Linked DNA regions of Homo sapiens: region 2 is linked to region 1. A link is an interaction called in ENCODE POLR2A ChIA-PET data of the cell type or tissue named here. Cell type or tissue: OCI-LY7. All regions are shown on one strand. Links, peaks and the distances in the headings refer to the core of each region. The heading gives the core; the rest is flanking DNA. Region 1 overlaps CAST (calpastatin). Region 2 overlaps LOC101929710 (a long non-coding RNA gene).

Region 1 (5,391 bases), core at 64-5,063:
TAAAAATAAAAATTAGCTGGGTGTAATGGCGCATGTCTGTAACCCCAGCTACTTGGGAGGCTGAGGTAGGAGAATCGCCTGAACCTGGGAGATGGAGGTTGCAGTGAGCCAAGATCACACCATTGCATTCCAGCCTGGGCAACAGAGCAAGACCCCATCTCAAAAAAAAATAGATAAATAAATAAATTCACATACTGAATGAAATGTCCCATGTTCTAGGCCCTTAATAACACCCACTATGGTGAGCACACTCCAGTGAGTTGCTTGTTGTTGTTGTTCTTTTTTCTGATTACTCAGTTTCCGTGTGTCATCTCAAGTGGAACCCCTCAAGGTAGTCCAGCTCAAGTCTTTTTAGTCCTGAGGTTGCTGCACTGACCAGGAGTCAGGACAATGCTACTATTCTAGGGCTCTGCCTCTGCTTCCCTCAGAGCCTCATCTCCTACCTACAAAGGGAAAATAGCTATACCTACATCATGGGAATTGGAATGACTGAACTTGCTATATAATCTTGAATGAAAAGAGGGCATCACACAAGGAAGAAAGAGGGAAATGAAGAAGTAGAAAAGTGAATAACAAAAAAATGACAATAGAAGTAAGAAAGTCTATGGAGTTGGCCTCCATCTATAAGGTAGACTTCATAATATAAGTAATTTTATGATGAGTATCGGATACTAGTTAAAAGCACAGACTCTGGAAAGTGATTTCAATTCTGGGTTCTATTATTAAATAACTGTGTGGCCTTAGATGGGTTATTTAATCAAGCTGTGCCTCAATTTCCTTATCAGGAGAATGGGGTTGCCATAAGGCGCATGTGTGTGCTCATGTGTGCACACATGTATTTGCATGTGTATATAATGCCTATTTATGTGTTAGCTATTTTCATCAAATGATCTCTGGTGCTCTACTACCTTTACAGAATCTACAGAAAAAAAATGCTTACGGTATTCTCTTCCTTTCCTGCCAAACTAGTTCTCACAAGGGCATTAATAGTGAATATATTACCTAGAAATACCTACAGTTTAAAAGAAGATGCAGAAAAAGGCAATGAAAGATTAAGGAAATTGTTAATGGTAGAATTTCAGACATCAGCAAGCCACCTAGGAAAATACTATAACATAGTGCCTCCTAAATATATCTACTTGATAAGATTGTCCCTACAAGGGTGGGGATAGTGTGTGCATATAAACCTCTTTAAATTGTATGTAACATTTTGGAGAGTATTTTTTGTATTCGTACATGTGTGTAGCTTTCAGAGAAAAGATCACAGTTTCATCAGATTCCAAAGAGAATATGAACTAAAAATATTTCAGTATTCTTGCCCTCCAAGTTGTCTTTGTTCTTATTTTCTGTCTGTATTTAAGAGGTGCTTTTCTACTCAAACACGTGTGTGTGCCCCCACCCCTACACACAAGCACACAAAACATACACTCATATACACACACACAGCAGCAGCAGCCTTGCTCTGAAAGTATCTCTTAGGGGCCCCAAAGTAAAAAATCTCAAATACACAGCACTTCTCTCTTTAAGGTCTAAGCAGATACATGCATGGGTACTTTTCTGGTCATTGGTAAAACACTCTTATCTTACTCTTTTATTATCTATGCTGCTTATTGTTCTTTTTCTTCTGGTTTAATAAATACACTTAAGATTAAAAAAAGTAGGAAGAAGAAATAATAATTACTTAAAATCCTGTCATCCAAGACAACTAATTTCAGTTTTTTCCTATTTTTATACAAATACAAAAATATGCACATGATAACATATTATAAGTATGTTATATGAATAGAATTGTAATCTTACATTTAGAAAGATTTTTACCTAATATAAGCATTTTTGCCTGTCATTAAATGTTTTTCAAAACACAGTATTAAAAATGCCTTCGTCAGTATATCAGCGCTATGATTTTACTTAACTTCCATACAGGTGTTTCCTTCTTAGTTTGTTGTTATTATAAATAAAGCTATGATAAATATCGTTGGATATAAGTAAGTCATCATGTACACCTCTGATTATATACTTGGAATACATTCTTAGAATTGGGATTTCTGGGTCAAAAAGGCTTTTCTTATTTATGACGCAGTCACTTGTTCCACATTTCTAATTTGTTTTAATTAAAGGAAAAGTTTAATCATATTTCTAACATTTTCAAAATTGTTGGTGAGTTTTTATTATTCAAAGAAAATTTATATATAAAGTCAAGACCAAACATTTTCTCAAAACACACACACATCCTAACATGTACTCATTCAGAAAGAAAAAATCAACAATGTGTGATCACTGCTGAGCCAAGAAATATATTTTTCCATAATTTTTTAACACTGTACCACAGCAAGGAATTACCTACTTTTAACCACTGGGTGTCCCCTGAACTATATGGTTAACATGCAGGCAGATAGCACCATATCACGTTTAACAAATGTCTAACCTTTCTTATTGGCGCTGGTAGTAAGAACCCTCATTATCTTTTAAATTCGCCAGTCATTCAGCTTTCAATTTCACTAGTGAAATAAGTATATTGTATCAGATTTTACTGAGTCTACTTGCTGTATTAAGAAAGTACACAGGAAAAAAAGTGACAAAATTATATTCAGAGAAGCAATTTTTATCTTAAGTACTAAGTGAAACCAAAAATGGGATGTTATTATAAGATTGTTTTAGCTCTCAGTTTCCTATAAATAGTTTTCTTCAAAATTGTAGATTTCAGATTTTAGAATGATATATTTCTAGAATGGTACTAAAGTCCAAAAATTCTGGTCCTTAAGCTTGAATTAGATCATTTAGGAATGAGAGGCTTGATGTGCAAAAGAGAGAGCCCAAAAATACCAACTTTAATGTGAATAACAAACTAGGAGGTCTAGAATCGTAATGATTAAGACAAACAAATTTTTAGAATTCACTTGTTAGTTCTTTCCAAACAACATCTTTCTTATTTGATGTTTCTTAATTAATAAATGAATTCATTTATCAATAAACAACTGGCAGAGAACAGTACCAAACAATCCAAGACATCTATAACATGTGAAGTGTCTCAGTCACACTGACAAAGATTCTCTCCTTGACTAAATTCTAATCAGGCTCCTCTGAGCTCTTTTTCAATTAGGCCTCATTGTTGGACTTCCACGTTCATCTCTGCACTACCCACTCATAGCAAGAATACTGACAGGCTACTTTAGTCAGAATCCTCCATTCTTGCTATCCGATCAAGTCCCCTCATCCTCCACCATCCGCCAGGTGAGATCTGATCACCCGCTGGCCTTAAGCAAGAATCCTATAGGTCACTTTTCCCAGAATCCGCCTTATCCCTGATGTTTCCTTTTAATTTTCCATCCAACGATCCCTGGCCCTGCTCCTAGCTAAAAATCCCCACTTTTCTTCATTATATTTGGAGCTAAATACTACCAAGGCCTTGAATAACTATAATAGAATGCAATATTTGAGAATGATGTACATGGAATTAGATTGTTAAAATTAAGGTTGGCTATGGAGTCAACTCTTGGAAAAACCAGCCACCCCTATAATTTCTCCCCTCTTACTGCAAAATTCCCTTGCAGTGGTCCCTACACCTATAGCAATGGTCTGGAATGAAGTCTGCCTTACTATTGTTTAACAAGTAACATGAATATTTTTTTCCTTACAGAACTTATCTCTTTTTGTGTAAGTAAACACTGACTTCATTTTTCATTGCTTTATCTGCTGTTCTTTACATAAATCTACATACATTGGAAGAAGAATCTACCATGCAGAATCTCCACATACTCAGCACCCTCTCAATCATAATCACAGTACAATGGAAACCTTCTATTACTCCACAAAAACAGCTTGGAAGAGAACTGATACTATCCCAGTCTCCAATCAGGACCTTGCCTCAGCCCCCATCCCTCTGGAAATATCAGCATTTCAGCCCTACTGACCCTCCACTTCTTCCTGCACCCCCCACACTGATGACAGGGAGCACCCAGCTTCCTCTACCTCTTTGCTTGCTGCTTCTTTGACTTGAGTTATCCTTCCCACTTTCTACATGTAGGCATTTATCAACACTTGATTTTAGTTTCTCTCTCTTCTCTCTCTACACTCTTTTCTTCAATAATTTTAACCAGGAATTTTGGTAGTGAGGGTTAGAGGCAGAGATGGAATTGGAGCTTGAGCAGTTTCAAAGGAATTGCTTTAAAACAGTTTATGATGAAGATTGAGCTAATATGTAGTCTAAAGAGGAGTCATGAAATAAAGAGTGAAAAAAAAAAGGAATAATCAAAAGATCTAAAGGACAAGGTCCTGGGAGAAGTGGGAAGAAATAGTATCAGTAACTGATCCCTCCAACCAAAGCCTCCCACAAGGTCCACTGACTCTGAAACTGCAGCTCTCTTAGTGTGCTCTACTGTATTCCCACAATATGGCAGAGTGAGTTGGTCAGGGGGGAAAAGGAGAGGTCATTTGAAAAAGAAAAAAAAATGAAAGAAAAAAGAAATAAAGAAATCAATGTTTATGTGTGCTACGCACCATGCTATGCACTCCACAAGAATTATTTCAGTGTTACTCAAAATGTGCTCAAAAGACCACTGGCATAAGAGAAGAATCACCTGGAGTGATTGGCAAAAATACTGATTCCTTGGGCCCACCTTAGATCTAAATCAGTCTCTGGAGATGGAGCCTAGGAGTCTGAATTTCTCATACCATCCCCAGGTGATTCTTAGGCACAAAAAGAGTTGATAATCACTGCATTATCTCATGCCATATCCTGAAAAATGAGAAACAGAGAGTTTTAAATTTGTTTTGGTACTAATACAATGCTCTACACATTTACTAAGCATTCTGTAATAATGATACTTGAAAATAAAAGACTATGATGTAAATTTGCCATGAGATTTTGCTCTCACAAATGAACTATTTTTATAATGTACAAGCCATTATGTATTTTGTTATGTGGAAAAATAATATTGACATTACGATAAGAATCATACATATTCAGTCCTTAGATAAGACAGATATCTTGCTATGGGTATGATTTCAGGTTATTGTCCCTTTTGAACCAGTCATCCCATTATTTTTGAGAAGCTAAGAAAGTCTGAAGAATAAAAAAAGTTAACTTTAAACATGTTATTTCTGGAATAATATTTAATCCATCTGTCCATGAGGTTTCTAGTGCTTATGATCTGTGCTGAAGTGAACTGAACATCCATTCAATTCCGTCAATATTTTGTTAGTATTTTACTCTGATTCCACAAGCAATAAAATATAATCTCTTCAGAGACAATTTGGTGGGACCTAAGATCTTAGGTAATTCAGCTCATAAATCTAAAATAAGATAATGAAGGGTATATTATTATTGTATGATATAATGTTGATATATTTATATATATATATTTATATATTCTCTCATAGAGGCAAAGTGTT
Region 2 (5,391 bases), core at 113-5,112, 250 kb after region 1:
GTAGAGAGGACTCAAATACTTACCTGCTTAAAATATTAAACATCAAACTATTCCACATAAGTGGAAGGTAGAAGAAGCACTACAGACCTGAGTTCTGGTGTTAGCTCTGTGAGATTATCTATGCAAACTCTGTTAGCCTTGCTTACCTGTGACTCAGTTTACTTGCCTGTGAAGTGGGAATGGTAATAATGGTGTAGTGAGAAGCCAATAGATGGAAATCCTTGTGAAAATTGTAAAGTACTGTATAAACATCAGTTATCATTATACTCCTACAATCATGGCTCTTGCAGGCTGGATCCAAACCTTCCCACAGGAAGCTGGGAAATGGAAATGAAGTCATTGTGTTACTACTCAATCACCCATACGCATAATCACAGAAAGGCTGTTTCTAATACCAGGAGGTGGGCAAGGTGGAGTAGCAATCACATTATAAAAAAGTGCCCCTTTTGACTATTTTCTCTGTGTGCCTCATGATCTGACCTCTACTGATGTTGAATGTCAAACGTACTAATGCCTGCTTTCTACATACTTTATACTTTTCCATCATACTTAATAATATTGAGTTTACATAGTCCCTTTTTTTCTAAGGTGCCACTTTCAATAAATGTGTTTAGAGAGGGCAACTTTCTAGTCTTCCCAGAGCCCTTAAACCCATCGCTACTGATTCTCCACCAAGAAATCAGAAGCAAATTGCTCCAAGAGGAAGGATCAGGTTCTCAAGGCAGATGTGTGAAGTTCACCCTGTGAGCCGTGGATAAACTACTTCACTTGCCTGCATTTTAGTGAATTGGAGTTAATAAAACTTGCTCTGGCTCTCTCAACGGGCTTATGGGAAAAGTCAATTGGGAATGTATAGAATTATGAGAGAAAGAAAAAAAAGAGGAAGGGGAACACACTAAAAATTAGTGAGTAGGAAAAAAGGGAGAAAGAGAGGTGAGAATTGAGTGCCAGAGCTAGTCAGTTTTACACTTTGAAATCATCTCTCTGTCCAAGATGCCTCCCTACTCCAGAATTTGACAAACTTGTGTAAGAAACTATTATGTAACTAGGGTGCTATTTTCTCAATAAAAATAACTATCATTTACTTGTACCAGACAATGTTGTAAGTATGTTATGTATAATAACTTCAACAGGTAAATTACTATTATACCCTCATTCCGTAAATGAGGAAACCAAAGCAAAGACATGTTCAAAATGTGTCTGGATGTTCCCAGCTAATAAGTGGCAGAGCTGAGAATCAAATCCAGGTGGTCTGTTTTGAGTCTGCTCTTATATCTGTGCTTAATGCTCTTTGAAATAGTGTTCATCTAGAGTTTGGGCACAGTTTATCAAATAGTGTCAGTTCTTCCATCGACTCTTAACTAGCTTTGCAAATAAAATTAAAGCCATTGCCTCTGCCTTTTCCAGCTGTAGAGCACTAGGAAAGTAGATGCTGGATCATCAACCATTGCACCCATGAAATACTTTCCCATACCTATTTCTTTCCTAGCTTTCTTAACGCCAAACCCTGACATTTCCCCCATGTGTATGTATGGCCCTACCCTAAATGATTGAGTAATTCTGACTGGAGAGTCAGAAGAACTTGAGTAGCCTTAAACGGACCCCCTCACCCTGCTGCCATTTATCCTACCCACCTCCCCCACCCACAAGTCCATCACTTTCCCAAGTCCATGGGCTTAGAAAAAACTTTTGCTACCTGCTCCTCTCCTTGGCATGTAACAACTCAGACCTGGCCAATACATGTTTGCTTGAGTTGGGGCACCCACTGGGCTTGCTGGTCTTAGCCTCTCTCTCTTGCTGTGAGTAAACAGCTACAGCTGCAGCGTGGGTAGGTCTGAACAGTAGAGGTACAAGTCTACAGCAGGGTCCAAGGAAAGAGCTAGAGACACGGATGCTCACAGGAGACATGCAGATACCATAACTGAGTGGAATAAGGCAGGCATAAGAGAGAAGCTCCAAACCCTCAATTCTCTCTGCTATTTTCCCCTTATAGAGTTAAGGATTTCTGAACTCCATTATAAGAAAAAAAAAAAAAAAGGTGGGATAAACATAATTGCAGAAATTCATACTTTGTCTCAGTGTCTGAGAACTGTAGGGGTCACTGTTTCCAGACTAACATTTTCTAGTTTATAAAGAGAAGCCAGAAAACCAGATTTTTGTTAGCTATTTCCTGAGTTTCAGTATCAGAAGCTTACTTAGAACTTTTAAAGTAATGTGCCGTGGGCCACTTCTGCTTTAGTACCTTTGTTTTCTCTTTCAGTTTTACTGATTGTACAATTTTTTTGCCTGTCATAACTGGGATCAGGATTGGTCCCTCTTCTAACCATAATTAGGGACAATTGTTGAAGGTCTTCTTTCCTCTACTTGTTTACAACAGCTTCAAGGATTATATTATTTTAAACAACAAGCAGATTAATCCCTGTGTTCACTGGAGGGAGGTGAGAAACAAAGGGGAAGTTAGGATCAGTCCATTATTATTTATCCCTCAGTGGCACCTGCTAGAAAGCAACCCCGAGGTGACCAATTTCTTACAGTTGGTTCGGGGGTGTGAAGCCTCCACCTTTAACTGTGCCTGATGTCTCTGGGGAAAACACCCTCAGTCTCTTTGCTGGGTGACAAAGGGATAGTTTTCTGCAATAAAGAGTGATGAGGGAAGCTGGGGAAGATTGCTTTTGAAACAGACTTTAAAGCAATCTTTTTTTATTTTCCAACCTATTTGCATCCTAATGTCAAGTTATTTGGTGCCTGCCAATTCCTCAGTCATGGGGAATTCTGAGGCATAGAAAGGGTTAGTTCTTGGCTTTCCCTGCTGCTGGATTAACATTTCATTTTCTTGGGTCTGCTAAATTAGTTGCTTTTTTGCTTTCATAATTTTTTGTGATTGCTTCTACTCCTGTTCTCCCCATTTCATAAGTTTATGTCCTTAAAAAAATCCCTTCTTTGTAGTTTTTGAGGGGTTTTAGTGGGGCATGAAAGGAGACACATATATTTAATCAACCAACTTTACCTGAAAGTATAGTAGCCAAACAAATAGATACACTCTAAGTGTCTTCCGTTACTTGATAAGTTGAAGTATACTTAACACATTTAATGGAAAGCTATGCAACCATTATAAATTATGCCAGTGAACAGTTATTGACATGGAAATATATCAGTATATTAAGTGGAAAGTGATAGGTTAATAGCATTAATAATAGTAGCAAACTAAGCGATTTCTCTGTCCTCACCCTTCTGCTAAGTATCTTAAATGGATTATTTCACTTAATCTCACAGAAAAATCTCCTGACATGTGGAATGAGAAGTTATGAATATCACAAACATAAATGTCTATGAAAGTAAAATTATTTTCATTTTCTCCAAAAATATAAATTTGGAGAGTATTACTACATTATGGCTCTCTGCATCATGAGTTTGTCAATAATTTTTACACCGAAATATTATTTTTCAAATAGTAACTTTACAGTGGAGAAATCTGGTTGATATGATACCATCTTAACCAAGTGATCAGAGATAACATCACTAGTAATTAGACATATGGACACCATGTACCTCCTGATACAAGTCAATGAAAATGACATAACATCACTTATTCCTACAAATGTTTAATCCCAGCCTAATCATTAGAAAACACCAGACAAACCAAAATTAAGGACCATAATATAAAATAACTGAATAGTACTCCTCAAAAGTTTTAAGGTTGTGAGAGACAAAGATAAAATATCCCAGTTTGGAGGAGACATAATAACCAAATGCAATAGGGAGTCTTAATTGAATACTGGACCATAAAAGAAGATATACTAATAGAACAGTTGGAAAAATATAAAGGTCTATAAATGAGTTAAGAATATTGTATCAATGTTAATGTTTTGGTTTAGCTAATAGTAATATGGTTACACCAGATGTAAACCCCAGGGAAAGCTGCATGAACGGTATACACAAGTTTTGTGTACTGTTTTTTCTTAATTTTCTGTAACTATAAAGTTATTTCAAAATAAAAAGTTGGAAAAATAAATTATCTTTTTTTAGTTGGCCAACTATACTATATTCTATTCTGGGTGCCACATTTAAAAAATTCTATTGAAAGACCCTATCCGGACAAGAGCAAGCAGAATGCCAAAGTGTTAAAAAGGTTGGGGATGTTTAACCTAGAGCAGAAAAAAGTTAGGCAAGATATAACAATCTGCCTTCGAAGTATGAATTGCTATCATGTATAAAAGAGATTGAGACTTGTCAGTGTGGTACTAGAGGGCAAAATTAGCATGCTTGACTGGAGGTAGTAATGAGGAAAGGTTTTATAATATCATTATAAGGAAGGACTTTGTAACCATTTCAGCCAATCCAAACCAAAGAATGGGTTGCTTTGGGAGACCAGGAATTGCCTAACAACTTGTTAAAAAATATCACAGAGGAGTGTCATGTATACCAGGCATGTTAAGTAGATCAGTGCGTCTCAAACTTTAATTGCGTATGAATCACTACGGACTCATTAACAATGCAGATTCTGATTCAGTAGTTCTGGGGTGGGGGCTGAGGGTCTGCATTTCTAACAAGCTTCCAAGTGATGCCTATAATGCTGGTATGTGGACAAGACTTTGAGAAGCAAGGAGCTGTATAATATTCAAGGTCACTTTTCAATACTAAAGTCTATAATTCTCATAGAAAGACATACTTCAGGAGCAGAGACAGCAGTTATGCACTGAGAGTTTAATACGAAAATGGCAATGTTTGAGAGCACAGAGGAAGCAAGAGCATTGCCTGCAAGCAGAAGCAGGGATGCTCTGCAACTCACTCAGTAAATGCATATTTTAAAAGAACCTGTTAAAGAAAGAACCTAAATACTTGTATATGGCCACATTTAATTATCCATTTTCATTAGAAAAGATCAATTATTTCTAGCAAGTGGAATTTATGGCACTCACTGCTTCCATTTTAATAATTCAATTCAATTCTACATTAAATTCAAGATTTTGTGTTTATCTAGTTCATTCAGCAAAAATCCTTCATAATTATTCATCCACCTCAAAGCCTTTGCAGTGTATAGACTTTGCTTTTTTACTCTTTTACTTCCATTTCTATAGGTCAGAGCATCCCAACCAGTAGAATTAAAGATGTCCCTCAAGATATTTGGTCTTCTAATCACTTGGGAAGGCCAGGTGAGTAGCTTGTTGCTGAGCTCTTGGAACTCAACCAAGTCGTGTCCACCACCTTGATGCTGTATTTACTTCAGCAACCTGCTGCAAGCATGTCTATTTCCATCATGTGAAAAGTGTCTGTGGATCTGCTGGAGGAGTTCATACTCTAAGTACTTAATTAGCATAGCACACCCACCAAAATTTGGTCACGGGAGGAGATATCATGAGAAAGTAATTCAGGGACTTCTGGCAGGTGTAT

Evidence for each region. Peaks named below come from ENCODE experiments on the same cell type or tissue, not always from the same donor. Only the 100,000 strongest peaks of a DNase experiment are listed, where the experiment ranks them.
Region 2: POLR2A ChIA-PET joins it to region 1 with 7 read pairs; 1 of 35 experiments calls an interaction of 5 or more read pairs at or near these places.

The regions. Positions count from the first base shown.
Region 1 is chr5:96,685,020-96,690,410 of GRCh38, reverse strand. The region is part of intron 2 of CAST (calpastatin); the gene reads right to left. Among named protein-coding and RNA genes, the nearest start is that of CAST, 25 kb to the right of the region's middle. In OCI-LY7, for the core only: CTCF peaks have their summits at 2,129 and 2,340; a DNase peak (open chromatin) is centred at 2,370; H3K4me3 peaks cover 257 bases.
Region 2 is chr5:96,436,821-96,442,211 of GRCh38, reverse strand. The region is part of intron 4 of LOC101929710 (a long non-coding RNA gene); the gene reads right to left. It also overlaps a transcript of CAST not described here and the pseudogene LOC102724070. Among named protein-coding and RNA genes, the nearest start is that of PCSK1, 6.3 kb to the right of the region's middle. In OCI-LY7, for the core only: CTCF peaks have their summits at 1,900 and 2,101; DNase peaks (open chromatin) are centred at 2,181 and 2,531; H3K4me3 peaks cover 1,267 bases; H3K27ac peaks cover 1,390 bases.